2 separate regions of the Homo sapiens genome follow, and region 2 is linked to region 1. Evidence: read pairs that join two places in POLR2A ChIA-PET (ENCODE). Cell type or tissue: OCI-LY7. All regions are shown on one strand. Each heading gives the region's core, and the rest is flanking DNA. Links, peaks and the distances in the headings are about the cores only. Region 1 overlaps BTN2A2 (butyrophilin subfamily 2 member A2). Region 2 holds the start of LOC285819 (a long non-coding RNA gene).

What was found. ChIA-PET counts read pairs that join two places held together with the same protein. Peaks named below come from ENCODE experiments on the same cell type or tissue, not always from the same donor. Only the 100,000 strongest peaks of a DNase experiment are listed, where the experiment ranks them.
Region 2: POLR2A ChIA-PET joins it to region 1 with 5 read pairs; 9 of 35 experiments call an interaction of 5 or more read pairs at or near these places.

Annotation. Positions count from the first base shown.
Region 1 is chr6:26,386,109-26,399,390 of GRCh38, forward strand. BTN2A2 (butyrophilin subfamily 2 member A2) reads left to right here. Exons shown (of 8, transcript NM_006995.5): 4 at 1,905-2,186; 5 at 3,897-4,103; 6 at 4,579-4,599; 7 at 4,695-4,721; 8 at 6,267-8,766. The coding sequence ends at 6,859. Among named protein-coding and RNA genes, the nearest start is that of BTN3A1, 9.5 kb to the right of the region's middle. RefSeq lists a silencer at 12,186-12,275. In OCI-LY7, for the core only: a CTCF peak has its summit at 3,317; a DNase peak (open chromatin) is centred at 3,323; H3K4me3 peaks cover 363 bases; H3K27ac peaks cover 667 bases.
Region 2 is chr6:26,475,467-26,492,258 of GRCh38, forward strand. LOC285819 (a long non-coding RNA gene) reads right to left here and starts at 7,043. Exons shown (of 4, transcript NR_038992.1): 1 at 7,006-7,043; 2 at 2,369-3,654; 3 at 686-2,015. LOC107986583 (a long non-coding RNA gene) reads right to left here. Exons shown (of 4, transcript XR_001744057.3): 2 at 12,537-12,678; 3 at 12,251-12,320; 4 at 11,183-11,223. It also overlaps a transcript of BTN2A1 not described here and the pseudogene BTN1A1P1. RefSeq lists an enhancer at 1,475-2,674 and a cis regulatory region at 2,676-3,111. In OCI-LY7, for the core only: no CTCF peak of the experiment used is centred there; no DNase peak of the experiment used is centred there.

The DNA.
Region 1 (13,282 bases), core at 3-8,002:
AGAGAGAGTGACTTTTATATAAATAGATGATTTTTATTAAAGCACAACTAAATACAGAAACAAAGTTATCTATAATTCCTGCTAACTCCACAGAGAAAGACTAAGAATTTAGCTGGGAAGAAATTGGCAAGGCTTCAGCATAGAAATGCACTTAAACTGGGATTTCTAATAGTTTGTTAAAAGTGACACTAAGTGATTACCTCAGTGTTGCAGTTAGTGTATTTTGCTTTAAAAGGTATATTTCAGGACTGAAAAAAGCCTTTAAGTTGCAGAATAATTCGTGGTGACATTTCAGTCCATCAGACCAGTGGAGGCAAGGACTAGGAAATTGGGTTCTTCCCAGGGGGCCCCAAATCATAACAGGTAGGAGACCCTATCTTTGCTACTCACAAAGGCAACCTTACATCTGATTAAAACAGAATATCGTGGATGGAGGGCTTCTTGACCCATTGTCATGACTGTGTTCACAGCAGCACTGCAATGTTGCCCAGTAATGAATGGTTGTATGTGGCAGGGACCCACTACTCTTTCTCTGTAAAACCAACCCTGTCCTGGCCTTCCCTAGTCTGAATTGGGTTGCTGTAGGACTTTTTGTTTGCTTGCTTATTGTACTCTGTTTGTTGGATTGGTTGGTGGCTGATTTTTCCCTTAAATCTATTGTGTCATGCTTACCCGTATTGAACCCATGGAATGTTTTGTAGGACTTTGTTTTCCAATTTGCTGAGGTATTTTAATTTCTTTTCTAATTCAGGATTTCTGTGTGAGCCTTCAAATGCACAACTAGCTTTTTTCTCCTGACAAAAATTAAACAGAGCAGAAAGCACTAGGCTTAAGTGATTGCTTTAATTTTCTTTCTTTAACATAATTTGTTGGGAGACTTTACAAAGGAATTATTCAGGAGAAGTTTGGATGATCACGCATGGCTGAAGGGTCTCCCAGGACCATGCTTTTGCAGCTCTCTCACTCTGGGTATTCTCTTTCATTGAAGGTTCTAGTAAAGATAGAATATATTTAGGATGAGCCTGAATTATTAGGATTTTTGGTGATGATCTCTGACATTGAGGAGGCAATATGGTTATCTTAAGGATCCCAGGGGCATCCAGATATTTCTAATACATTGATGTTCTTAAAGGACTGTAAGAAAATTCTCTATTGGATGGAACCTCTGGGAGGTAAACAACTGTGAATTAGAATAAGAATTGGCTTTGCCAGCTAGTTCTGTCTATTCTCCTAAAAACCATCACCTCCTATGGAGGTAGATAGCCATGGTGATGTGAGGCCCTGAACTAGACAGAAGTGTCAGTGACTTTGGTTCAAAAAGTTTCTTAAGATTTAGCCAAGGCTGAGCATAGTGGCCCATGCCTGTAATCCCAGCACTTTGGGAGGTCAAGACAGGTGAATTGCCTTAGCTCAGGAGTTTGAGACCAGCCTGGGCAACATGGCAAAACCCCATCTCTACAAAAAAAAAAAAAAAAGAAAGAAAGGAAAAAAAGCTTCTGCCAACCTGATAGGTTTCTGTCATTAGTGTATTATTTTAGAGCTTCAGGAAATTGAGGTCTGCAGAGAAGTCATCCCAGGAGCAGAAAGTGAAATTCTCAACCTGCCTGTTGAGAATTTGGACACACCCTCCTGGAAGTGAGAAAATTAGTCTTTGCCAGAATAAATTGCACAGCAAGCATTTATAGCAGACAGATAGATGCTTGGTGCTGTGATGGGGCCTTCAGGTGGAGCATAAAGAAAAGTGTGCAATGTGATCCTTTCTCTTTGAGATCTCACAATTTATTTTGCATATTGGTTTCCTGATGTTCTCCAAAACCAAGGGTCTTTCTAGCAACCATCCATCAAGGTGCAGTAGGGGCTAAGATACCACTGCCTTTTGGCTGAGCCCTGGTCTCCCTTTCCAGGCCTTGGGTCTAAGCCCCTCATTGAAATCAAGGCCCAAGAGGATGGGAGCATCTGGCTGGAGTGCATATCTGGAGGGTGGTACCCAGAGCCCCTCACAGTGTGGAGGGACCCCTACGGTGAGGTTGTGCCCGCCCTGAAGGAGGTTTCCATCGCTGATGCTGACGGCCTCTTCATGGTCACCACAGCTGTGATCATCAGAGACAAGTATGTGAGGAATGTGTCCTGCTCTGTCAACAACACCCTGCTCGGCCAGGAGAAGGAAACTGTCATTTTTATTCCAGGTTAGTTCTCTGCCCTCTGAGACCTATCAAGTGTATGCAGGATCCTCAGCACCCAGATGGAGCCCAGAGCGGGAATGGGGGCAGCAGTGTGGGTGGAATGGTCCTGGGCCCTGAGGAGCTGGAGGCTGCAGCTGAGTTGAGACGTCTCCCCTCCTCACAAAGGGAGATTCAAAGAGTCCCAAAACACAAGAGTAGGAGCCTCTTCTCTGAGGGTAAACCTGGTCTTTTTTTTCTTGATTAGGTCTTTATGCTGCAACAGTTGTAAAATATTAAGGACAACCATCAAACCTGGAGAGTAGTGTGGGTGGGTGACTGTCTATGCTTGGCATTCCTGTATGTTGCAGCCATCCCTTCCTGTCTATGGGACTTCCCAAAGGACAGAGCTGGGGAAATTCCCTATCAAGAGACATTCATAAATGTATTCAACAAATGTTCAACAAGCATTTCTTATGTTTAAGACTGTACAGGAAACCAAGGGTCAATAATTGAACAAAATATATCAAAATTTCTCTCCTCAAGGAGTTCATATTCTAGAGAGAGACAGCGGCCGGGCACGGTGGCTCACACCTGCAATCCCAGCACTTTGGGAGGCCAAGGTGGTTGGATCATGAGTTCGGGAGTTCAGGACCAGCCTGGCCAAGATGGTGAAACACCATCTCTACCAAAACTACAAAAATTAGCCGAGTGCGGTAGCAGGCGCCTGTAATCCCCGCTGCTTGGGAGGCTGAGGCAGGAGAATTGCTTGAACCCAGGCGGCAGAGCTTGCGTCAAGATCGTGCCACTGCACTCCAGCCTGGGCAACAGAGTGAGACTCTGTCTTAAAAAAGAAAAAGAAAAAAAGGGAGCGCGAGAGAGAGACAGCAATATATGAAATAATTGAAACAAGTGATTAAATAAATAATAATCTATATATTCTATCACATGGTGACGAGCATGTAGGAAAAATTAAGCAAAGAGAAAATAGAGAGTTCCAGGGGTGTGAGGCATCAGAATTATTAACAAGGTGGTCAGGGAAGACTTCACTGTAAAGATGGAAATTGAGCAATCAAGACAAGGAACCATCAGATGCTTAAGGACTGAGCAGCCAAGGTACAGGAAGAGCATATGCAAAAGGCCTGAGGAAGGAGCTTGTCTGGCAGTTTCCAGGACTCCCAGGAGGTGATGCTGGTGTGGCTGAAATGGAGTGAGTTCAGGAAGTAGGGGGAGATGAATTCACAGAGTGATGCAACTACGTTATATATGGCAGCACAGGCCACAAACAGGCTTTGGCTTTTAGAGTGAGTGAGTGGGAAGCATTGGAAGGTTTTGAGCAAATAATTAACATGATCTCACTTGGGCTGCTCTGCTGAGAGTAGATTACAGAATAGAGCAGAACAAGAAGGAGGGCACTCTAGTATTCCAGGCGTGAGTGATGGTGGTTTGAGGCAGGGTGATGGCTGTGCTGACTCAGCATGGCTGGTTAGTTTTATGCACTCTGGTCCTTTCCATGGTGACTCCAGATGTTTCTGCTTTGCCCCCTTCTGGGCCCGGCCCTGGCAGTCACTGAGGTGTCAGCCAGTGTTGAGCCAGCATCGCTTTCTCCATCTAAGGTTTCTGAGGGAGAAGCCAACAGAACAGGTGGCTGAGGAGCTCTTCAGATGTGCTCTTAGGGGCACTCTCATCCAGATGTTCTATTTCAAACTAAATGGACTTTTCTGGCTGCCTTTTCAGAATCCTTTATGCCCAGCGCATCTCCCTGGATGGTGGCCCTAGCTGTCATCCTGACCGCATCTCCCTGGATGGTGTCCATGACTGTCATCCTGGCTGTTTTCATCATCTTCATGGCTGTCAGCATCTGTTGCATCAAGAAACTTCAAAGGGAAAAAAAGATTCTGTCAGGGGAAAAGAAAGTTGAACAAGAGGAAAAAGAAATTGCACGTAAGGAATTTGTAAAGAAAGTGTGGAAAAATAGAAAGAAATTCAAAAAGAAAAGTTAAATGAGTAGGAGGACAATTGACTGTCATAGAAAGGCCACAGCTCTCACAGGTACCGGCTTAGGGAAGAGAGAGAGGAAATGCACAGCAGCAGCCACAAGGGCTTGGAACTCTCATGTCATAAGAAGTAATCATTCAGAGCTTTCTTTCTTCCATGCTGCACACATTACATTCATTCACCTGGCTATATGCAGCACTACATGGCTGAACGAAAGTTCAGACAAAAGTCTAACAATGTACTGATACTACCCAGCCATCTGATCATACATCATTGCTGGTTTCTGACTGTTCCTTAGGCATAAACGAAGGGTGATGTTGGTGTTCATAGAAAGGATGGTTCCTACGTTGTTTAATACAAGCTCAATTTCTCTTAGTTCTTCTGTTGAAGACATGATTTTGTTTCTGTATTTTGTTTTCAGAGCAACTTCAAGAAGAATTGCGTAAGTTTAGCCTTTCCTGAACTACTCCGTGTACAATTTGTGTTCTGCTTACTTAGCAGTGTCTCGTGACATTCACCTCTGTCTGTCCCTTGCAGGATGGAGAAGAACATTCTTACATGCTGGTGAGTGCCTCTGATGTTCTCTCAGATCTCAGCTTTCTCCCCACTAGCCAGCTAACAGGACTCCTTAGAGGAGATGAGCAAGGGGCCCAGGGCTACACAGGGACCATAGGGAACTGGGGTCAGTTCATCAACGGTGTCCCAGCAATGATGCATCATGGCTCTTCTGTCAGGGAACCCCAGCAGCTCTTAATGAACCCTGCAGTTTACATCCCCAGGACCCTTTCTCTTTTGGAATAATTTAATGCATGATTATCAAAGGTTTCCCATGCATAGTAGCCTCCTAAGAGTTACATTTCAGAAGTCATTGCTCTTTGATTCTGGATCAATTTGAAATAAGATAATGCTGTCTTAGCAATTCATATCCTGGGAATGGTATAGACTGTGCACAGTTGAAGACCTATGTGAGGAAAAGGCCATAAGGGTCCCCAGTAAGCCTGATGCAATGGTGTACAAATAGGTGGCCAGAAATACCTTTCTGCCTCTAAGAGAGCACTGATATTCTGCATGTAGTCTGCCAGGGGAAGGGGTTTGGGTGAGTGGGAGGGTGAGTGGGAGAGCACAGAGAAACCAATCGCCCACTTCCAGTGAGTTCTCATCTTGTGATTCGGCACCTCTGCCTGTCAGCACCAAAGAATCCAAACTTTACCAGATACCAGGGCCCATGGACCTTTCCTCTTTGGCGAGTTTCAAAATTGCCACTGTCATTTTGGGACACAATCACAACTTGTCACAATCAGACATATCAACTTGTGGAAAAGAGAAAATCATTTTAATGCAATAGAAAGGTAGACTGAATAAGTAAGAATACATGCAGAAGGTAGAGGTTTGCAGAATGCTCAGCTCCTGGGGCTTTTCCTGTATGGGAGAAGTAATCCTGGTAGATGTCAGACTCATATTGTTAAAGCAAAACTGGATTGAAGTATTTCTTCCCTAACTTTGCCCACACATCCCTCAGGCACCAGGTTTTCTTTTGCACACATTTATTCTCCTTCTTTATCCTTTGAAGTGTGCCCTTGTCAGCCACTTAAATCAGTTGTCACCTATTAAAACAACCTATAGGACCAACGAAGAGGTCCTTCACCACCTAGGACAGTGTGTAATGATAGACTCACTTAATTGATCCATTGAGAGGTATGTGGGGGAACAATAGGAGATAAAGCTTCTGTGATGGTTTAAGCCAAGTTGGAAAGTTTCTAACTAAAGAAAGTCCCAGAGATCATATATCTTGAATAGAAAAGGGATCAGATCTTAGAATGCTGAGAAAAACTGGGAACCATTAATTTTGGCTCATTTCCTAAACTCTCTGGATTTCATAGAGCCACAATTCTTCTCAACCTGGGGGCACTGCTTCTGTCTCTGGAGAGATAGAAGTGCAGCTTCCGTAATTCTCAGGGTATGAGCTGCCTGGGATCAGGGGACCTTCATGGAAACGGCCACTACATGGGGAACCCCCTTCAGCTTTCTGAGACTTCTCTGGGGACCAGGAACCACACAATCCCCAGGGTTCCTGAGACCCCAGGCATAAACCTGAGACTTCCTCTGCAGCTGATGTGGTCCTGGATCCAGACACCGCTCATCCCGAGCTCTTCCTGTCAGAGGACCGGAGAAGTGTGAGGCGGGGCCCCTACAGGCAGAGAGTGCCTGACAACCCAGAGAGATTCGACAGTCAGCCTTGTGTCCTGGGATGGGAGAGCTTCGCCTCAGGGAAACATTACTGGGAGGTGGAGGTGGAAAACGTGATGGTGTGGACTGTGGGGGTCTGCAGACACAGTGTTGAGAGGAAAGGGGAGGTCCTGCTGATTCCTCAGAATGGCTTCTGGACCCTGGAGATGTTTGGAAACCAATACCGGGCCCTGTCCTCCCCTGAGAGGATTCTCCCTTTGAAGGAGTCCCTTTGCCGGGTGGGCGTCTTCCTGGACTATGAAGCTGGAGATGTCTCCTTCTACAACATGAGGGACAGATCGCACATCTACACATGTCCCCGTTCAGCCTTTACTGTGCCTGTGAGGCCCTTCTTCAGGTTAGGGTCTGATGACAGCCCCATCTTCATCTGCCCTGCACTCACAGGAGCCAGTGGGGTCATGGTGCCTGAAGAGGGCCTGAAACTTCACAGAGTGGGGACCCACCAGAGCCTATAGAATCAATTCCTTGGACTCACAGCCATGCAGATAAGCCCTGGCCATCTCAGCAGCCACCGCACAACCCCCCTAATGAAAGACACGCCCTCCTCCCCTCTGGTCACGTAAGAGAACATCTTCCAGCTGCCTTTTTCACACCCACTCCAGCCCTCTGCCCCAGTTTTCTCCTCCTCACTAGTCTGTGGCTTTAGTAGTTCCTTTGCTTGTAATTATGGGATGGGATCCAGGCATAGGGAACTAGTTGTTTCATAGCTCCCAGTCAAAAAGAAAGTGAGAGAAGCTGTTGGGCAGCGAACCTACTGTTTAAAATCAGGATAACCACATTAAGCCCAATATGCCAGTTGGCACCAGATGCTGTGGACTTGGAATGAGGCCAACAGGGTTCACCAGGATGAGAGAGGAGAGAGGAATCCACAGGACCACCAGAAGGGAGAGGGAACCAGATATGCAGATCAGAGATAGAGGAAGTGGAACCAGAGAGCTGGGAGGGACCAAGGTTGTAAGGATGGCTAAGTCCCACCATAAGAGCTAAAGGGTCCTGGGAGATGATGGCTCATTTCCACCCAACCCCAGGATTTCCACAGCACACACCCACAGGCCTGGACCTGGGATGAAGATGAATGAAGAACATGGACTCATGTGGATGTGGTTTGGCTCAGATGTCCCTGCAATAAACAAGGGGTCAGTACTTAGTCCCTGAGTGTGGTTGAGGTTTGAGGTCCTGGTCGAGCAGGGCAGTACTGGACCAGGTCTACGTCAGCATTCAGGTTCAATGGGGACACCAGTGGCTTCAAACTTCCTGATCTAATTATGTTTTTAGACACTTAGAAGTTATTGAGGACTTTAAAGAGCTTTTGTTTATTTGGGTTAATATTTATGACATTTGACATTGAAACAAAAATTTAAAATGTTATCTTTTAATTTATGTTAAAATAGCATTAATAAATCAGTTATAGGTTAATGTAGATAGGATGTTTTGTGAAAAAGCAATCTATTGTGTCCAAATAAAAAAACAAAAAGTGTGACACTGGTTAACTTTTTCCAGATCTCATGTCTGGCTTAATAAGAGATATTTGTATTATCATATCTGCCTTTGTATTAAACCTATTGGTATATCATAGGTCATGTTAGCTCAAAAAAACTTTACTGCACACTACTGAGAGAATGAGATGAAAAACGATTAATGTTTCATTATTATTATTGTGAAAATATTATTAACACTGGGGACTCCTTAAGAGTACATCAGAGTTCTCTCTAGGAATCCCAAAACCACATTTTGAAACTAGAATAGTGGATCCTGGAAGTTAATCCATGTGCTGGTTAATTTTAGATGTCAACCTGACTGGATTAAGGAATACCTAGACAGCTGGTACAACATTATTTCTGGGTGTGTCTGTGAGTGTGTTTCCAGAAGAGATTGGCAAGTGAGTCAGTGGGAAATTCTCTCCTTCTGTTGGCTGGGTGCCCAATACAACAAAAAGGCAGAGGAAAGGCAAATTCTTCTCTCCTCTGGAGCTGAGACACTCTTCTTCTTCTGCCCTTGGACATCAGAACTCCTGGCTCTCCGGCCTTTGAACTTCAGGACTTGTACCAGGAGGCCCTGGGTTCTCAGGCCTTTGGCTTTGGACTGAGAGTTACACAATCAGCTTCCCTGGTTCTGAGGCTTTCAGACTTAAACTGAGCCATGCTACCAGCATCCCAGGGTCTCCAGCCTACAGATGAGCTGTTGTGCGATTTCTTAGCCTCCATAATCACATGAGCCAATCTCCTTAATAAATGCCTGCTCATAGATCTGTATCTACATCTATATCTGTATGTGCATCTATATCTATGCCTATATCTATATCTATATCATATTGATTTTGTCTCTCTGGAGAACCCTGACTAATAAAATGAGGCATCTAAAATTCTAGCTTGAATGGTAGTATTTTAGGTTTTAGACAATTCAGTAATCCAGTTGGACTGAAAAAATTTAAGTAATCAAAAATTTTATTACTGCAGTTACAAATAGACACAATATTGAAAGAATCAGGAGTGATTTTTTCAATACCTGATTTGTAAAGATGGAAAGCAAGGTTGTTTGTGTTAATGTGTATGTCTTAGTCTATGTGGGCAGCTATAACAAAAATATCACCAAGACTGAATGGTTTGTAAACAACAGAAATTTATTTCTTGCAATTCTGCAGGCTGGGAAATCTAAGATCAACACCCCAGCATAATGGTGTGTGGTGAGGGCCCATAGACTTGTTCACATGCCAAAGGATAAAGATAGATCTGTAGGGTCTCTTTTGGAAGGACACTAATGACATTCATTAGGGCTCCCTCAACCTCAGAGAGAAAATAGAAGGAGGAGATTCCAAACTTCCTGCTGCTGCCCTGACCTGCTCCTGCCCCTCCTCATCTATTTTCTCTGATTTAAGAAGCAGGTATCCTTTCCCCTGTGTCAGGCTAATTCTCCATCCACACCCTGGACTCTCACTCTCCAGTTTCCCTTAGGACTTCTGTGTTCAGTTCATTCATTCATTCAACAAAAATCAATGAGTACTAACTACATGCCAATCAGTGTTCTTGGTACTGGGGGCAGAGAAGTGCACAAAGTGTAAAGTCCCATTCCTTATCATTGTAGAAGACAGAAAACAAAATAAGTAGTAACAGATATGGTGTGTTGGATGATGATAACTGCTCAGGAGATAAATAAATCAGGGGAAGGAATATAGGAAATCACAATTTCTAAAAGAGTGGTAATGAGCAATGGGAGTGAGGCACAGAATACCTGGGAGAAAAGCATTCTAAGTTGAGAGAACAGCAGTGCCAGAGCACAGAGGCAGAAGCACTGTGGTTTGTGTGAAGAACAGCAATGAGGCTGGGGTGGGCAGAGCACACAGGGTGATCAGGAGATTAGGAGGTGACAAGGCCAGAGGGGGTTGAGGGCCAGATCATATATGGCCTTGAAAGTCATCATGCTGACCTGGGCTTTACCTCTCAGAGGGGAGCCACAGGAAGGTTAAAGCAGAAAAAGGACTGGACTTACTTACATTTTAAGAAGTTACTTCACATGCTAGACTGAGATGGGCTGTGGGTAGGGGTGGTGGATGGAGGCCTGAAGACCCAGCTGGGAGCTACTGCAGTGATCCAGGGGAAAGATGCAGATGACTTGTACCAGGGAGGAGCCATGAAAATGTTATGATGCTGGATTTATTTTCAAGACAGAGTAAAAAGGCTTTGCTGATAAACTTACAGGTGGGGTATGAAAAAGGAGGGCATCAAGGGTGACCACAAGGTTTTGGTCCTAAGAAATGGTACAAATGGAGTTGCCACTTACTGAGATGAGGAAACTGAGGGAGAAGCAGGTTTTGGAGGCCAGGGGAGGAGCCAGCATAGAATCCAAGGTCAGTTTTGGATACGTTCAGGTTGAGGAGCTTACTAGAGATCCCCGTGGAGATGCAGAGTAGGCAGGTCAGTAATAAATGTGTAGTCCAGGCAACGGGTCAGGGCTGGAAACACAAGTTTTTCTCTTTATCTTCTTTATCTGCATGTTTGTTGTCATGCCTGTTTCACTTTAATGCATTAGTGATCTATTGCTGCATAACAAATTACCACAAACTTAGTGGTTTAAAACAGCACACATTTATCATTTCAGTTTCTGTGGGTCAGAAGTCCAGGCAGAACTTAGTGAGCTCCTCTGCTCAGAACTTCACAGAGCAAAAGTCAAGGTGTTGGCCAGGCTGTAGCCTCATCTAGAGTCTCGACTGTGGGAGAGTCCTCTTTTCAGATCACTCAGGTTGTTAACAGAGTTCATTTCTTTACAGTTGTAGGACTGAGGGCCCCAACTCCTTGCAGGCTGAAGCTGGAGGTTGCTCTCAGCTCCTACAGGCCTCCTCAGCTCCCTGCTGTGTGGATCCCCATGATGACTACTTTCCTCTTCATAGCCAACTAGGAAGACAGAGCCTCTAGAGTGGGTCAGCTAGCAAGAGAGAGTCTTACACTACATAGTGTAGTCATGGAAGGGACATCCCATCAGTTTTACCATATTTTATTGGTTAGCAGCAAGCCACAGGTTCAGCTCACACTCAGGGAAAGTACAGGCTGCAAACTGCAAGAGGAGTAATCATAAGGGGTCCACTCCAGACTCTATCGGCTACATCATATAAGAAGCTCAATGTTCTCCCATTGTAACTGCCCTGCTTCCTCTTTCCCTGGGCAATACAAACATGCTAACCTCTCTCTAGGTCTCTACTTTCATACAAGCAAAGTCTCAGAAAGAGAACACATACATGGCCATCAGGGACTGTCTGCCATCATGATGGCCACTGCTGTACCACACCATAAACATTGTTTGTTTTTTTCTTTCTTTCTTTCTTTCTTTTTTTTTTGAGATAGACTCTTGCTCTGTTGTCCAGGCTGGAGTGCAGCAGCATGATGTCGGCTCACTGCAACTTCTGCCTCCTAGATTCAAGCAATTCCCCTGACTCAGCCTCCCAAGTAGCTGGGATTACAGGCCTGTGCCACCATGCCCAGCTAATTTTTGTACTTTTAGTAAAGCGGGGTTTCACCACGTTGGCCTGACTGGTCTCTAACTCCTGACCTTAGGTGAACTGCCCGCCTCAGCCTCCTAAAGTGCTACATTACAGGCAAGAGCCACTACTCTCAGCCCATAAGCATTGTTTCTATCAGTTACTAATGGTTTCCCAACCATTAAATCCGTTACACATTTCTATTTTCCCCTCCCACCCCCGTGCTTTCCTTTTTAGAGAGACAGGATCTTGCTCTGTCACACAGGCTAGAGTTCAGTGGTGTGATCATCGCTGACTGCTGCCTTGATCTCCTGGGCTCAAGCGATCCTCCTGCCTTAGCCTCCCACAGTGCTGGGATTATAGCTGTGAGACACTGGGCCTCGCTTGTCATTATACACTTCTGTCCTTCCTTTATGGACAACACTGAGTTCTTCATAGACCTGCCTGAGTAGGTGTTCCTGCCTATGTGGCGTCTGCCTCATCAATCCCCAGGGCCCTCTTCTTGGCCTTTCCCTGCTCCTAGGGAGATCTTTCTCAGAATTCTTGCTTCACTTGCTCCAGAACTGCTGATATTCCTTAGGCTTTCGTCTTGGCCTCTCTTTTCACACCACATATGCTCTTGTGGGGTCCAATCCGTTTTCAAAGCTCTATCCCATAAGCAGACTCCCACCAGCACTTGCATTTCTGTCTCCAGCCCCACGCATTCCCTGAATGCCCACTAGACATCTCACAATGAGTGTGTCCAAAACTAAATTCCCATCAACCCTGCCTACCCATCATTAACTGAATGAGTGACACCACCTAAGAGTCATTTCAGCCTTCTCATGCTCTCTTTTACCTACCACTTCTGACTGATAGCCAGGCCCTGCTATTTATACTTCCTTTCAATAGTCTAGCTCAGTGGTTTCATCACAGACTCTGGAGTGAGACAGCCTGGACTCAAAGCCCAGCTTAGAAAGAAACTACTCATGTGGCCTTGGGGAGTTATTTAACCTCTCTGGACCTCAGATTTTATATCTATTAAATGTGCGAAATAAGGTTTCTACCTCTTAGGGTTGTCATGAGTCGTATTAATACATGTAAATCTCTTAGCACAATACCAGCATGGTAGCAGGTTCTATGTAAGTATTTCCTAGTATTAAAGTTAGTAATCAATAAAGTCTCCTATCCCCCATTGCCAAGCCACCATAATTTCTTGCCTAGACTGTCACAGTAGCTTCCTTCCTGGTCTCCCTATCTCCTAACATCTGGCCCACCGGATGAGGATGGGATATATTGTGCAACCCCAGCAGACATCATCCCATAGAATACAATGTAAATGGCACCTCCTTCCTCCCATCTTCCCTGCACCTACCTCACTTCTATTTTAAACATACACATTTCCTCATGTCAAACTTTTCAGATATTTTCCCTTCACCTTCCCACTAAAACTCCAACTCCACAGCAGACATCTGTTGATGTTGTCTCCAGGGGAAGTGGATTTAGGACTCATCAATGCAGGGATCAGAATTGAGCCTTTCAGAATGGAAGACAATGAAATTCATTGAGGGTTACTACTTGCAGGGCCTGTGCTAACTGCTCCTTAAATAACTTATGGAACAGATCTCATTTCTGCCCTACAGATGAATAAACAGAGACCTTGAGTAATTAGTTAACCGGCTTTGGGTTCCAGGGCTAATGAGTTGTGAATGAGAACAGATGAACATAGAAAAAAAAAATCTCGAGACAGTAGATAGTAAGGCAGTGTGCCTTGGATGTGCTGACAGATATCTAGATACAGCATAAAGAAAATGTGTGTTCATGAGAGTTCTTAATGGCAACAAGAGGTAGCATGATATCCATGAGAAATGGACATTTGTTGATGAGACTAACTAAACAAAGGAGACGGATTTCTGGGCATTTTTCAACA
Region 2 (16,792 bases), core at 4,061-12,060, 93 kb after region 1:
AATATGCAATGAACCCCAGGATACTAAGCTTCACTTAAGGATTTTTTCCTACAAGGACTCAGCTGTCACATTTGGGGGCATTTTGTTTTGTTTTGTGAATGTTTAACCAAGCTAATGGAGGAACTATTGGTACAATGAACTCAAAAAATGTACAGGATCAGCAGGGCATAGTGGCTCACGCCTGTAATTTCAGCACTTTGAGAGGCTGAGTTGGGAGGATCACTTGAGCCCAAAAGTTCAAGATCAGACTGGGAAACATAGTGAGACTTCATCTCTAAAAAATTAAAATAAAATAAAATAAATACAAGGAAAAAAGAAAAATGTACTGGATTGAGGGGAAAAATTTATGATGCAAACAGAAGAGCATTTATGATTGAAGTGAGAGAAGGATAATGGGGGAGGATGGTGAAAGAACATCAATCTAAATTTATATTTAAATTTACATGAATCCAGTGCAGGCAGCATCTCAGGGGAGGGAGGAGTCTATTTTTCTGTTGATTTCCTGGGCTAAATTCCTGACTGACTCATTGCTGAAAGTAAATAACATATTATTATAGTTGAAAGATTTTTTTTTAGTGTAGTGATTTCAAACTGTGCTCATTTATATGCAACCCATGAACGCCTCCCTTCTCCTATGTCTCCTTTTGAGTTGTAGGGCCAGTTTGAAGCTTTATATATCATTTACCAAACTTAGGGTGGTGAGTGGGTGCTGATGGCAGCCTGGTTTGAAAATCTCCACTGGAGAGAAGACACAGCAGGATTCAGATGCAAATGACCAGAGCACTCCAAGTTGGAAAGAACTGCTGAGCGGGTCTGTAGAGCCCATCGCTCTCTCCTGTCTATTCATCAGCTAGGCTGAAGCTCCTGACAGACTCACACCAGTATCTTGCTGCTCCAGAAAGGTCGAAGATGGCAGTTTTCCCAAACTCCGGCTTGCCCAGATGTCTGCTCACCCTCATTCTTCTCCAGCTGCCCAAGCTGGTTTCAGATAGGTCTCTCTCTCTGGCCTGCAGAGTTAAAACATCTCAATAAATATAAAGTATAAAAAGAAGCTGGAGCCCAACCACTTCGGCACATGTTCACAGGATCTCGGGGCTGTGTCACAAGCCACTGGGCACTCATATCTGGCTGAGAATAAATCTCTTGCAATATTTTACAGAGTTTGACTCTTTTTGTTTGACAAAATAAATTCAACTCATAACTGCTGAGTTTGGGCTCTGGGCTGTGGAGTTGTCTGGAAATGGGTGCTGGGCTCCCACTGCTGCCTTTCACTCAAGGCCCCCAGATATAGCAACCATCTCTTAGTATGTAAAGATCTGATCTCAAATCATCAGGAGCTTCCAGGTTATTTCATTTTCCTTTTTTTCTCTTCTTTTCACCGATGTTTGACGTCCAGGTTATTTCTAAGGTGACAGAAAGAAGCAGAACACTTTCTTGTGCCTGATTGATCAGTTGATGTTTTGTAGGCGATAGGATTCAGATAGTAACAGTCCTCCAGTGCGTCCTTCCCACTCTCATTTTCTTCCTCCTCCTCCTCACATCTCAGCCCCAGAGGCCTATTGAAGAATTTCTATTCATTTTACAAAGAAGCTCCTGAAATTTTTATGTTAGTTTTGTCTTTTTATTTTCCTCCTTCTTCTTCTTCCTCTTTTTCTTCTTCCTCTTCTTCTTCTTCACACCACTATACAAAGGAGGAAGTTTAGTTTTGTCTTTTACTTTAAATTACACAAGATTTTTTTTTCTTTCTCTCTCTGTCTCTTTATTATTTTAAATTGTTTGTAGAGATGGAGTCTCGCTCGAACTCCTTAGTTGGCTCAAGTGATCTTCCTGCATTGGCCTCCCAAAGTGCTGGGATTACAGGTGTGAGCCACCGTACCCAGCTGATTTTCTCTTTAACCTGGCAATGACTCTTGTTTCTGTTTTATTATAGAATGGAAACTGGCTCGATCTTGTGCAGGTTAGTGGCTGGGCACTGCTCTGGGTGCTGAGATTTAACCTCTGAGGTATCCAAAGACCTAAAATAAGTGGAAATGAAAAATGCTGATACCCTTTTAGTGATGAACACAGAGATTTTAAGTTGTGGGGAAAAAAAAAAGAAAGAAAGCCTAATACTTCCTTGGAACACAGAGAGGGGCTTTGGAAGATGGCCAAGAGTCCAGCTTCCTGTGAGATTATCTCACGAGGCATTACAAGCCTGGGCACAGTCAACTCTTAACATCACCCTCTGGCTGCTGGTGACAGAGGGAGCCTGGGGGAATGGAGACCCCTTAGCAGGCCAAACAGCCCTCCCCCTGAGGAGACCTATCAACTCCTACAGCAGTGCTCTGTTTCTTAGAAGCAAAAATAGTCCTGTAACCATAACACTCACCAATGGTCAGACTTTTTGTTTCTGTCTTTCTCTCCAGTTGAAGTGACTCTGGACCCAAACATAGCCCTCCCTCACCTCTTTCTTTATTAGGATTCAAATCTGTTTGACTGGAAGATTCATGTCAGAAACTGCCTGAAAAACCAGAGAGATGTGACTCCTGGCCCTGTGTGCTAGGCCTGGAAGCCTTCACCTCGGAGAGACATTACCAGGAAGTGGAGGTGGGAGATGGGAAATAATGGTTGGTTGGAGTCTGTAGGAAGAATGTGATGAAGAAAATTCTCCTTGCTCTTAAGAATGGGATCTGGGCTGTGGAGTCATCTGTAAATGGGTACTGGGCCCTCTCCCCACTCAAGACCCTTCTCTTCTTGTCAGATCCCAGCCCCCTGGTTGAGATTTTCCTGGACTATGAAGCAGGAGGCATCTCCTTCTACAACATGAGTGACAGAACCCCTTATCTATGCTTTCCCCAAAGGCTCTTTCTCTGGCTCCCTTCAGCCTTTATTCTTCTTGTGGTCATGCGATAAAAAGCCCCTGACCACCTGCCCAATTGTTGATGGACTTTCAGGAGGTCACAGTCTTGTGAAGCCTGGGGCCTAAGGAGATTCTGTTGTCCAGAATTCAGAAAATTCTGCCTCCAGAAATACAAATATGCTCTTTTCTAAACAAGTGACAACACAATGTAGCCATAGGCTCCCTTAAGCAGCCACCTCATGTCAACTAATAGTCTTTGCTCTCTAGCCTCTCTCCTCCAAAGTCCATTTCGTCTCCTGAGGCTTCAGCTATTACTGTCAGACCCTCAGTTACTTCTGATGAACAGGGATTAGGCTTGAGAAAATGGAGATGCATTTAGATTGGCAGATATGGGGGACTTCTTAATGTGCTTTTATTGCTGCCTTATCTCTGAAAACAGGTTCTGGGAGTTTGGGAATAAGTCTGAGGGCATATAAAGGATTGAGACTGAGTGACTTAGGAGTGTGAGAGGAAATATCTTGATGTTGAGAACAGGGTTGATGTGGAGGGGTATTCTCTGTGTTATGCATGTAAAAAGAAAAAAAGGAAAAAAAAATCATTACTGGGAAAGAAAACACCCCAAGCTGAAGTCCAAGAAAGGTACACAGAGGAAACACAGAAACAGTTGTGTTAGCAGAAGATGACATGAAACCCAGCTGACAGTGAAATTAGGAAGTTGCCTTGGAATTTCAAGAACTTGCATTCTCAAGTTTATGGTTCTGTGTCCAACAGAGCAGCAAAATCCAGCACTTCTTCTTTTGAGTCTCCATATCGTGCTAACAGAAAGACAAGGGGTCGGGAGATGCAGAGATGAGGAGGAGCTCAAGAGTGACAGTGTTGAAGAGATTCTGAGCAGAACTCCACAGTGATCTGTGTAACTGATATCCAACCCTGATCCCTCCATCGTCTGCCTGTCCAACCCTTGCTTAGATCTCAATGTAACTTCACTTCATTGTGTCCAAGAAGTTCTCTGATCTCTTCCCCTGTGGATTTAGCAACCCTCCATTTTAGAGGCATTTTCAGGAATCTTTTTGCAATGCATCATCTCTATGAAAGCTCAGCTTCCTGCTCCCCAGGCCGATTTAGCCTAACATCCCTGGGCTACACCACTCCGACAGACATGCTGTCAAATTAGTCACCATCTTTCACACAGCCCATCCCCAGCCCACCCTTCACATATACAAAACCTCTTCTACCTACAGATTGTGTTTCTGTAATAGGAATTAGCTCATGTGCTTTTTGTTAATCCTGGAATTATGACAGCATTATAATGTCGGTGTTCCTTTTACTCATACTCAATTTTCTCCCAAATTAATGTGTTATGCCATTGAGGAAGAGTTATTTGAGTACAAAATACACCAGTAGCTAAGCTCAGAAAACCACAGAGAAATGCACTAGCATATGTAATGCCTTTTTGCCCCATGGTTTTCCTTTTGGCTTAAAAGAAACACAAGACCATAGCTTTGTAGATCACATTTTGTACAAAGATGACAACTTCTCCACCTTTAGCCTGTTGTCACAATGTTAGCCCTTACTCCTGTTGGTGTCCTAGAGCCAGCCAGCTTGCACCAGTTTAGGAGAGGTGATTGTTAAATTTTCAGGAAAGTAGTGAGCAAAAATCACTCATAGTAGGAGTATTTACACCACAGAAATTGCCAAACAATACTAAACAAGGCATTTCTTCCTGCATACGATTTATTAGCCCACCATTGCTTTGTTCCCAAATTCAGCAAACTCATCTTTTTGGTATACTTCTTTTTGAGATGGAGTTTTGCTCTTGTTGCCCAGGCTAGAGTGCAATGGTGTGTTCTCAACTCATCGCAATCTCTGCCTCCCAGATTCAAGCGATTTTCCTGCCTCAGCCTCCCGAGTAGCTGGGATTGCAGGCATGTGCCACCATGCTTGGCTAATTTTGTATTTTTAGTAGAGACGGGGTTTCTCCATGTTAGTCAGGCTGGTCTCAAACTCCCGACCTCAGGTGATCCGCCTGCCTCGGCCTCCCAAACTGCTGGGATTACAGGTGTGAGCCACCACACCCAGCCAGTATACTTCTTTCTATTAAGCTACATTCACCTACCTTCAGGTAAAGCCCTACATTTACTATTAAACACGTTTAGTTATTAGGAGTTTGGGTAACTGTGCTAAAAGTATTACTATCATTGATGTTTTTATTAGTGTTCTTTTTTTCTCTTTTTAAGGGTTTTTATGGACAATTTGGTGGGCATTAGGGAATGGGTGCTGCTGATTGGTTGGCTTTATTAGTGTTTTGGAAACAAACCTGCATGGGTTTTTAGTTGTCTAAGCCCAACTCTATTTTTTTGTAAGCCCTGGTGTTTTTGTTGCATGATTTTGCAGAATTCAAGGTGTTTGTTGTTTTTTTTTTCCAGGAAAATAATATGTTGGGTTATTGCAGAACACATACTTTATTTTCTCTAAAATCCCATAAATGCTTGGTTCCAGAATTTCAAGCATCGTTTTTTTGTTTTTGTTTTTGTTTTTTTTTAGAGATGAGGAAGTTGAGGCCAAGAAAAGTGAAAGTATTTAGTTAAAAACACATAGTAAGTGACTGAGCTGCAAGTAAACCAGTCTCCCAGCTATTCATGCAGTAAAATGACTGAACTACAAATGGGAATGAGAACAGATTAAACTAATCTGGAGCCAGAGTTGTCAGAAAGTTCTCTAGGGAAATCCATGAGCATGTCCCCATTGGTTCAAGGATTTCTTATGCAGAGGGAGAGAAATAACGTGATTTCTCTCACATGAACTCAGGGGCCAACTTTGGATAGAACTGAAAGCTGTACCTGAGAAACAAAGAGAAATATTCCTTCCTCCTTCATTTTATACTATTTCCAGCACCAAAACCTTTTCTTCTCTCTGCCTGCCCCCTTCCACACAAACTGTCCAACTCCATTCTCATTTCCCCACTGAGGTGGATGCTGTGGTGCCCTGCCCTGGTCACTCCGTGTTGGACTGAGACACACAATCAACCAGCTGCAGAGAGTGTTGGTGGCTCAGGGCCCTCAGCTGACTCCATACCATGAATTGTTAAAGAGCCAAAGAGAGCCCTGTTGCCCAAGGTTATTCCACCTCTCAGTGAGTGGACCACATCCAATGACTGGAAAACATAGGTGTAAAGGTCCTGGACCCCTTGCACAAGGTACACAACTCTGAAGGGTCACCCCAGTTCCAGAGTTCATTGTGAGACTGCATTATATTTCAACTTTTCCTTCTGTCTATCCTCTTTCCTTAACTTCCTCAAGGTATTGATGCTGCGGGGCTCTCCAGTGGATGTCCTATAGTCTATTTCTCTGGAACCACCAAAGACAGGGATTCTTAAAAGTGTGGTCTGACCCTAAGATTCTTTCAGGGGATCCATGAGGTGAAGACTTTTTTTTTTTTTTTTTTTTGAGATGGAGTCTCACTCTGTCACCCAGGCTGGAGTGCAGTGGTACGATCTCAGCTCACTGCAACCTCTGCCTCCTGGGTTCAAGCTATTCTCCTGTCTCAGCTTCCCGAGTAGCCACCACTCCTGCCTAATTTTTATATTTTTAGTAGAGATGGAGTTTCACCATATTGGTCAAGCTGGTCTCAAACTCCTGACCTCAGGTGATCCACCCATCTCTGCCTCCCAAAGTGCTGAGATTACAGGTGTGAGCCACCGCACCTGGCCAAGACAATGTTTATAATGATACTAAAATGTTATTTGTGGCTGGGCATGGTGGCTCATGCCTGTAATCCCAACGCTTTGGGAGACCAAGGCAGGCAGATCACTTGATGCCAGAAGTTTGAGACCTGCCTGGGCAACATGGTGAAACCCTGATCTCTACAAAAAATACATAAAATTATCTGGGCATGGTGGTGAGTTCCTGTAGTCCCAGCTACTCAGGAGGCTGATGTGGGAGGATCACCTGAGCCTCGGAAGTCGAGGATGCAGTGAGCCATGATCACGCCTCTACACTCCAGCTTGGGTGACAGAGTGAGAACTCTGTTTCAAAAAAAAAAGAAGCGAGAGGATCACTTGAGCCCAGGAATTCAAGACCAGCCTGGACAACATAGTGAGACCCCCATCTCTATTTTTAAAAATAAATAAATAAATTTTTTTTAAGTTATTTGCCTCTTTTACTCACATACTCTCACATGTGTGCATTGGAGTTTTCCAGATGTTGAAGACATGATGACATCATCCCTCTGACACCTATTGGAATGTATGTCACAATGTGTATTATTGTGTTTAAAATGCTGTGTTTTAAGGGCCGGGCATGGTGGCTCACACCTGTAATCCCAGCACTCAGGGAGGCCGAGGCAAGCCGATCACTTGAGCCCAGGAGTCAGACCTGGCCAACATGGTGAAACCTTGTCTCTATGAAAAATAAAAAAATTAGCCAGACATGGTGGTGCATGCCTGTAATCCCAGCTACTAGGAAACTGAGGCAGGAGAATCACTTGAATTTGGGAGGCGGAGGTTGCAGTGAGCCGAGATTGTACCACTACACTCCAGCCAGGGCAACAGAGCGAGACTCTCATTTAAAAAAAAAAAAAAAACCTGTTTTATTTATTTATTTGAGACAGGGTCTCAATCATTCGCCTAGGCTGGAGAGTAGTGGTGCCATCTAGACTCACTGCAACCTTCACCTCCCAGGCTCAAGTGATGTTCCTGCCTCAGCCTCCCACGTAGCTGAAATTACAGGTGCATGCCACCACACATAGCTAATTTTTGTATTTTTTTGTAGAGACAAGGTCTCACTATGTTGCCCAGGCTTGTCTCGAACTCCTGAGCTCAAGCGATCCACCCACCTTGGCCTCCCAACGTGCTGGAGTTACAGATGTGCACCACCACACCCAGCCCAGTTTTAATTTTTAAATGCTAAGTGTTGATAGATATAACTCACATAAATAAAAACTCTCTGGGATTCTCAATTATTTTCAAGAGTATAAGAAGGTCATGAGACCAAAACATCTGAGAATTGCTGCTCTAAGATAACCAAATCTACCCTGGGAGGAAAAGGCTGAGGTTTTAAAGCACAAGTTATTTTCAAATTATATTTTTAGACATTAAACACGTGTGCATGCACGCACACACACACGTAGAGAAGTCAGTGAGAATGGTTAAGTGAGGACTTCTGAAAATCCCTCCCTCCATAAAAGCAGTAAACACTGGCAAAGATTGGCAGAAAAGGCCAGGTGCAGTGGGTCACGCCTGTAATCCCCTGCACTCTGGGAGGCCAAGGCGGGCGAATCAACTGAGGTTGGGATTTCGAGACCAGCCTGACCAACATGGAGAAACCCCATCTCTACTAAAAATACAAAATTAGCCAGGCATTGTGGTGCATGCCTGTAATCCCAGCCACTCAGGAGGCTGAGGCAGGAGAATCTCTTGAACCCAGGAGGCAGAAGTTGCAGTGAGCCAAGATCGTGCCCTTGCACTCTAGCCTGGGCAACAAGAGTGAAACTCCATCTCAAAAAAAAAAAAAATTGCCAGAATCAACTTTCTCAGAACTCTGTAAATTAACCTAAGGCTTGCAGCAATCAGAGTGAATTTTATTCAAGAAAAATGGCTGAACCTCAGTAAGAACAGTACGTTTTATAGGCATTTTAACATGTCCTATTACACTACCACCACCCCACCACAGCTCTGCAGTAGCCTAGAAACCACCCCACAATCACAGTGAAAAACAGCGCCTGACAGTCACTGGAGGGAATAGAAAGGGGTTGGGGCTCCTTCAAAACCCCATTCCTAGAGAATTGTCATTACTAGACATGCCTGGTTGTTCCTTGTGTAGGGGAGGGAAAAATCTGCTTCTCTTTACCCCTCTAGGTTATTTGGCTAGGCTATTAATTAAATTTATCTAAAACAGATTAATAGGAGAAAAACCATTTTAATTACATGCATATGTACAGGAGTCCCTCAAATCTCAAAATATGAGACTCAAAGAAGGGCCGGATGATTGAAGTTAATATAGCATCCTGAGCTACAGAAAGGAGGAAGTCAGGGCTTCTGGGAAACGATGGAGACAAATTATGGGATGGTGAGAGAAGAAAATGTATGGTGAGTAAAGGTTACCTTGTTACAGATAAAAGTTCCCCAAGTGGTAAAACTTGTCTCAAAGCAGTTCTCTTCCTGGTATAAATACCTCTACTAGTAAAAATTTCTTTTATAGATGTAAATTTTTCTTTACAAAAGGGGTGTTTTATAATTCATTTCAGACAGTTGAGGGGAAGGCAAGGAGATTTTTCTATGTTGGCTGGTCTTTAATTTCTTTTAGCTCAAAAAGATCAGTATGCCAGGGTGGCATATTTTGAGATGGCATATTCTGGTCTCCTGCACTCATATTTTTGGATGGTGTGTCCTGAAACTCAGCACCCAGAAGACGTCACTTGCAAGCTTTGTCCTTATTTGATCTGACGCAAAGCTCACCAAGTGTGAACAGGGTTTTCTCTGGGAGCATTTGTTGACAATAACCAGTGACAATTGTTTAACATCACAGCTGTCTGAGATGGTGGGTAATCATTGGAGCAAACAATAACTAAAAAGCTTAATAGGAAAGGCTGAGGAGTGAAATATATACAGAGGGCTTTGAAAATCTCTGACGTATTTCTTGGATTCTAGAAGTCCACACATATACATAGGGTTGTGCACATGCCCAGGGCTGTGTGTGTGCTCTGGAAAGACCTGAGAAGGCCCTAAGTTCTCACTCTAGCTGATCTTGAGGCTCTGTGTGGCCTCATCCTTCACAGGATGGGGACCCACTGCCACCACCACCAAATTCCTGGTCTCAGAGTCATGTAGAGAGGGCCTGGCCATCTTGACTACCACAGCACAGCACACTCTACCCCATGCCTGGTGGTAAATGAGCTCTTCCCTCTGGTCACATAAAAGGACCTCTTCCAGTTGCCCCATTGACACCCATTTTAGGCCCCAAACCCACCTCTCTTCCCGATTAAACTGTTGCCTTAGTAGCTCATTAGCTTATAACCATAGGGCGAAGTCCCGTCTCAGGGAAACTATTGCTGCCACAGGGTTGTCAACCAAGGAGAAAAGTGTGAGAAAATGACATGTTGTAAACCACTTGCTTTAACATCAGGGTGGCACATTCAACCTAATGCTTGATTGACACTGTACGCTTGGACTTACAGTCCTCTCTCTATATATATGGGGGGGGGGTGGGGGGAGAGAGAGAGAGACAGAGAGAGAACTACGGGGCCTCCTAAGGAGAAGAGGAAACCACAAATGAAGGTCAGAGACAGAAGTGGATAGAAAGCTGGGAGAGGGAAACAGCTGTGAGCCTGATTAAATCCCACCATGACAGCTATGAGGCCCAGGAGTTGACAGCCCATTTCCACCCAACCTCAAAGATTTCCAGTCCACGCTGGAAATCTCCAGGCCTAGAACTGGGATGAAGGAATATTGTACTCTAAGTTTCCAGGAGAACAAACTCATGATAAGCTGACTTGGTTCAGGTGATCCTAGAATAACTAAGGCTGTAGGCATGGTTACCCATGACCTGAGTTTGAGCTTACTGGCAAGCAAGTAAGTAGTGAACCCGGGCTATCATTAGGTTCATCCTCAGTAGCTGGAGGGGACTAAAAGTGAGCCGGGCATCTAAAGTGATGGCTTCAAGGGTAGTGTTTTGGATTCAAACCAATTCAATAATGCATTTTTGTAATAATGACCTGGAAAAAAAATGTTTTAAAAAAATAAACTTATCAATGTTGGTCAAAACCATCATTAATGCAGTAGTCAGATCTGGAAATATTTAATAGGAAAGTATAAAAACCGGTCTTTTATGGCTGCAGCTCTAGAGGAGTTGTATGCTTTTTTCATTTATTTCTGGTATTGCTGATACTCTTTGAACAGTTTTGTTTAAAGAAAGGGTACAACACTAAGTTTCAGGAAGAGAGAAATTCAGCCGTGGTCTCGCTGGTTGTATTTTTAAAAAGTCATTTTATTAGACCATTTTCACATTGCTATAAAGAACTATTTGAGACTGGGTAATTTATAAATAAAAGAGATTTAATTGACTCACAGTTCTGCATGGCTGTGAGGCCTCGGGAAACTTACAGTTGTGGCAAAAGGTGAAGGAAAAGCAAGCACCTTCTTCACAAGGCAGCAGGAGAGAGAGAGGGAGGGGTGAGAGGGAAAGTGTCACACTTTTAAACCATCAGATCTCGTAAGAACTCATTCACTATCACGAGAACAGCATGGTGGAAACTGCCCCCATGATCCAATCACCTCCCGTCACGTCCCTTCTTCAACACATGGGGATTAAAATTAAAGATGAGATTTGAGTGGGGACACAGATCCAAACCATATCAGTCTTATCTTCATGGTGTCTCTGTTTCTTCATCTGTACAAAGAGAGTTAAACCTGAGGACTTTTTAAAATGAATTTGTGTGTGCATGTGTGTTTAAGTTATAGAATGTTTCTATTCACTCTTTTAGAGTTCTCATGACAACCCTGTGAGACAGTTTATTTATTTTATTTTATTTTATTTTTTTCTTTGAGACAGAGTCTCGTTCTTGCCCAGGCTTGAGTGCTGTGGTACAATCATGGTTCATTGCAGCCTCAACTTCCTGGGCTCAAGCAATCCTCCCACCTCAGCCTCCTGAGTAGTTGGGGTGGGAAGCGCATGCCACCGCACCTAGCTAATTTTTTATTTTTTTGTGGAAACAGGGTCTCACTATGTTGCCCAGGCTGAGATAGAGATTATTAAGTCCATATTGTGGTTGATAAAACTGAGGTCTGGAAAATTTAAGTCTTTTCGTTTCTGAATATTTCCAGATAAAATAAAAAAGAAACTGTTTTGTTTTTTCTTTTCTAAATCCTACTCATCTATATCAATTAGCTATTGTTGCTTAGTAAACCATTCAAAAACTCAGTGGCTTTAAAAAGCAAGCATATCTATTGCTTACATTTCTACAAGATGACTTGGGTTTGGCTAATCTAAGTTAAGTTCAGATAGGGTGCTCTACTTCTCACCTGCCAGTTTATGTGTCAACTGGAATACCTCTGCTCTATGAATCTACCAACCTCCTGGGACCAGTAAGCAAGCCAAGGTATCTACTTCTCATGCTGCCAGCAGAGACAGAAGAGGATGAGAAGTGACAGTCGTGAGGCTTTTAAGTCCTATGATTAGAACTGGCACACTATCATTCTCACCCACATGCTACTGGCCAAAAAAGTCATATGGGCAAGCCTAGAGTCAAGAGGTAGGACATATATTTCACCCATGAAGAAGCATTGCAAAGGTTTCAGGGATGGCCAATAAGTCCTTCAACCACAACCTATCTCTAGGCCATAATTATTCATGTCTCTCACACATACAAAAATATCAATACATTCAATCCCAATCACGGGACCTTCAAAAGTCTTACCCATCCTGTCATCATTCTTAAAGTCCAGCACCTCATGTTCTACCTGAGGCTTGATCCAGCTCCTCTTGATCTGGAGACCAATGAACAAAAAAAGGGTAAGTCCATCCACCATCAGCATAGATCCCTGCATTACACACACACACCCAATGTACAATGGTGGAATAGAGGCAGAATTACCACATTAACTTCCGTTTGAGAGAGAATTATTGGAGACCCATAGCTGTCACAGTTCCACAGCAATTATGAAATGAAATCCCACTGGGCAAATGTTGCCATTCTTCCTTACTTTGTGATAGAGTCTGTTCCTTGATTAGGCTGTGGTTCTGTTCACTGGGAGTGGCTCTGGTGTCCTTGTCCTCCACAGCTCTTGGTTCCACCCTTTGGGAGAGTCTTCATTTTCCATCCTCCTCAGCCCCTTCTGAAGAGAACTTTAGAGAATAAACCATTTTGGTCTGCTGAGTAACTTTCTCGGCCAGCTTCATGGCATTCAAAATTGGGAGTCCAAACAATCTCAGTCTCTTCTAATGTAGGCTGACTTTGTCAATACAGTTTTCTCAAGGCTTTGTGAGTTTTCTTTGTATTTGATTTGAGTTCACTCGCATGTCAAAAGCAACACCCAAATTATTTTAGAGAAATACCTCTTTCTCTAAATCTTATTTGGGGTACAGCAAGCTGTTATGGGTCCACACCCTTTAAGCTACCCAGAAACCCTCTTGTACATTACCTTATTCCTTTCAAGGGATTTGAAAAGTATTTTGGTCTACACTGGGCTGTAATAATAACAGTAATAATAATAATAAAGAAGTATGTTACAGCCACACCCATCATTTGATCTTAAGCCAGAAGCCATATCTTACATGGCAGTCCCTGAATTTCATCTTTGCTCCCAGAGTATGTCAACTGCTGGCTGGAGATCTACTGTCTCATCTACACTCATAGATGAAAAACAGTTTTATTTTTCAACCCAGAAGCTCAAAGTTCTTTATCTTCTAAATTCTACTTAAAAGCTTGCCTGGGCCGTGCCCAGTGGCTCACACCTATAATCCTAGTACCTTGGGAGGGCGAGGAGGGTGGATTGCTTGAGGCCAAGAGTTCAAGACCAGCCTGGGCAACATGGCAAAACCCTGTCTCTACTAAAAATACAAAAATTAGCCGGGTGTGGTGGTGCATCCCTGTAGTCCCGGCTACTAGGGAGGCTGAGGCACAAGAATCACTTGAGCCTGGGAGGCAGAGGTTGCAGTGAGCGAGATCGATATTGCACCAGTGCACTCCAGCCTGGGTGACAGGGCAAGACCCTGTCTCAAAAAAAACAAAACTTGCCCATTCTTTCCTGAGCCCACCTCTTTCCTGCAGTATCTTGTATGCAACTAAAAGCAATTAACTCACATATCCAACATTTTGCCTGGAAATTTCTTTGCCTAAATCCAAAAGTTCATTAGATGACATTTTATATCTCTCAAGTTCTACAGGCAACAGTTTGAATAAATATTTGGTAAATACATAACACAGGTCGCCATTTCTTCTAGCCTTCTCTGAGGGAAAAAAGCAGGTTTTCTCTCCCTCTACTCACACACTCAAACACAGAACACTTTTGTGATCAGACATATGGGGTTGGCCTCTGCTAACCACAAGGCAATTATCCAGTGGACACCAATTGGGTATCTTATAATTCTATTCTGACACCATCTACCTGGAGATAGTGACAGATCTCACAAGTTGGGGGCTGGGTCCAATAAGACTGCACCCACTTCAGATGCCATTCTAAAATCTGCGCCACCCATTCTTCTGACCCAACAGCTACAAACCAGGGTTTCCACGACCTCTTTTTAGCAGGGAGGTTCATTAATTTGCTAGGATGACTCAAAACTCAGAGAAATGCTTACTTACATTTACTTGTTTATTCACTTATTTTTATTTATTTATTTTTTTTTGCTAAACATCTCCTTGCAGACATTTACTGGGTTATTGTAAAGAATATTACAAAAGATAAGCTCCACAGCCAGATGAAGAGATGGACAGGACAAGGTATGTGTGTGGATGGGAGGGCGACACGGAGTGTCCATGCCCTTTCTGGGCATACCATTCTCTAAGCACCTCCATGTGCTAAACAATCTGGAAGCTCACAGAGAGCTGTAGTTGTATAGTTATTGTCAGGCCTCTGAGCCCAAGCTAAGCCATCATATCCCCTGTGACCTGCACGTATACATCCAGATGACCTGAAGCAACTGAAGATCCACAAAAGAAGTGAAACTAGCTTTAACTGATGACATTCTACCATTGTGATTTGTTGCTGCCCCACCCTAACTGATACGATATAGTTTCCCCGGCCCTTAAGAAGGTACTTTGTAATATTCTCCCCCACCCTTAAGAATGTACTTTGTACACCTATCCCAAACCTATAAGAACTAGTGATAACCCCACCACCCTTTGCTGACTCATTTTTCGGACTCAGCTCGCCTGCACCCAGGTGAAATAAATAGCCTTGTTGCTCACACAAAGCCTGTTTGGTGGTCTCTTCACAGTGACAGGTGTGACAGTTATATAGTTGTATAGTTTGTGTAGAGCTTTGTCTGCAAACCCCATACCATTTCCTGGAGGTTGGCCAGTGGTGCTAAAAGTTCTAACCCTCTACTCCTCTGATCACTTAGTCTTTCTGGTGATTGGCCCTGTCCTGAGGCTATCTAGGGGCCCTACCCTAACTTATCGAATTTAATAGCTCAGGTGTTATCTAATTGGCTCACTATGAATAACAAAAGACACTCCTAAGAATTTTCACTCAGGACATTTCAAGGGTTTTTTTCTCAGTACAAAGACCAAATATATTTCATATTATACCACACCTTCCATAACAGTTTCCAGCCATTTTCAGCTTCCTATTAAGATTTTTTTTAGCTCCCGCCTATCCAAAATCAATGCCACGTATTTTTGGTTTTCAATATTGTAACACCTCACTTTCAAGTATCAATTTCTGTATTGTGTAGCCATCGCTGAGTAAAAAATCACCCCAAACTCACTGACTTACAACAACTCTTATTATTGTTCATCTTTTGGGTCTCAGCTGAGTGTGGCTGATCTAGTCTGATGATGAGTTCTCATGCCTTCAGGGTCCCCCCTTCCAACACCTGCCTAAATTAAAAAAACAAAACAAAACCAACACCTTCATAGCAGTGACCACATGGCCAGAGTTAGCCACTTATTCCAGAGTTTTTAGAGATATGAAACTTGCTCCAAAAATCTCCACTTAAAGAAACTGAAGATTAAGAAACAAAACAAAACAAAAACAAAAAACACAGATTGGGTGCAGTGGCTCAGGCCTGTAATCACAGCACTTTAGGAGGCCAAGGCGGGAGGATCACTTGAACTCAGGAGTTCAAGACCAGCCTGGGCAACAGAGCGAGACCTTGTCTCTACTAAAAATTAAAAAAAACAGCCTGGCTAACATAGTGAAACCCTGTCTCTACAAAAATACAAATATCAGCTGGGAGTGGTGGCACGCGCCTATAGGCCCAGCTACTCCTGCGGCTGAGGCAGAAGAATTGCTTGAACCCAGGAGGCAGAGGTTGCAGTGAGCTGAGATAGCACCACTGTGTTGTAACCAAGCGAGTTATAGAGAAATGCCACACTTTGAGACTAATTCAGGAGTCCTTTATTGCCGGCAACTGAGAGATGGCTAGCGCTCAAAATTCTCTTGGCCCCCAAGAAAGGGCTAGATTTTCTTTTACACTTTGATTTATAAAGAGGAGGGGGAGCCTAGCTGAAGCAATCTTACAGAAGTAAAACAGACAAAAAAAGTTAAAAGACAAATGGTTATGGGAAAACAAACAGTTCCAGGTGCAGGGGCTTTAAATCCATCATAAGGTGATAGATGCAGGCCTTTTGGATACCATCAACCGGATACAAATGTGGGGGCTTAGGGTACTATCAACCGGGCGAATACCTGGGAACTGTGGATATAGCTTGCCACAGTATCTTATCAGTTAAATGCATTCTTTGATGTGCTGGGAGTTAGCTTGCACAAGTTAACTCCTTGAGGAAGGGGGTGGGTAAGGGGCTGCAGGTGAAGAAGCCAAAATGGAGTTTGTCTGGCTCTCTCAGCTAAGGGAGAGTCAATTCAGGTTAGAACAAGGTAGGGTATCACAACTGTACTTCAGCCTGGGTGACAGAGTGAGACTACATCTCAAAAAATAAAAAAAATAAAAACAGCCGAGTGTGGTGGCACACATCTCTAGTCCCAGCTACTCGGGAGGCTGAGGTGGGAGGATCATTTAAGCCCAGAGGTTGAAGCTGCAGTAACCAAGCCTGGACAACAAAGCAGGACACTGTCTCAATAAATAAATAAATAACCAATACCTGAAGGAAAGTAACATCTCAATAGTGCCTGTTTAAAAAGCAGAGAGGGGCTCCTCAGGAAGCTGACTTATTCCTGATTCTGTGTGACTCTTGAGAAGGTAGAGAAAGGGAAGACAGAAGAATCTCCAAAGACGAGACCCCTTGCCACTTCATGTCACATTTTCCCCATTCCTACTCACCTCCCCTTATTCT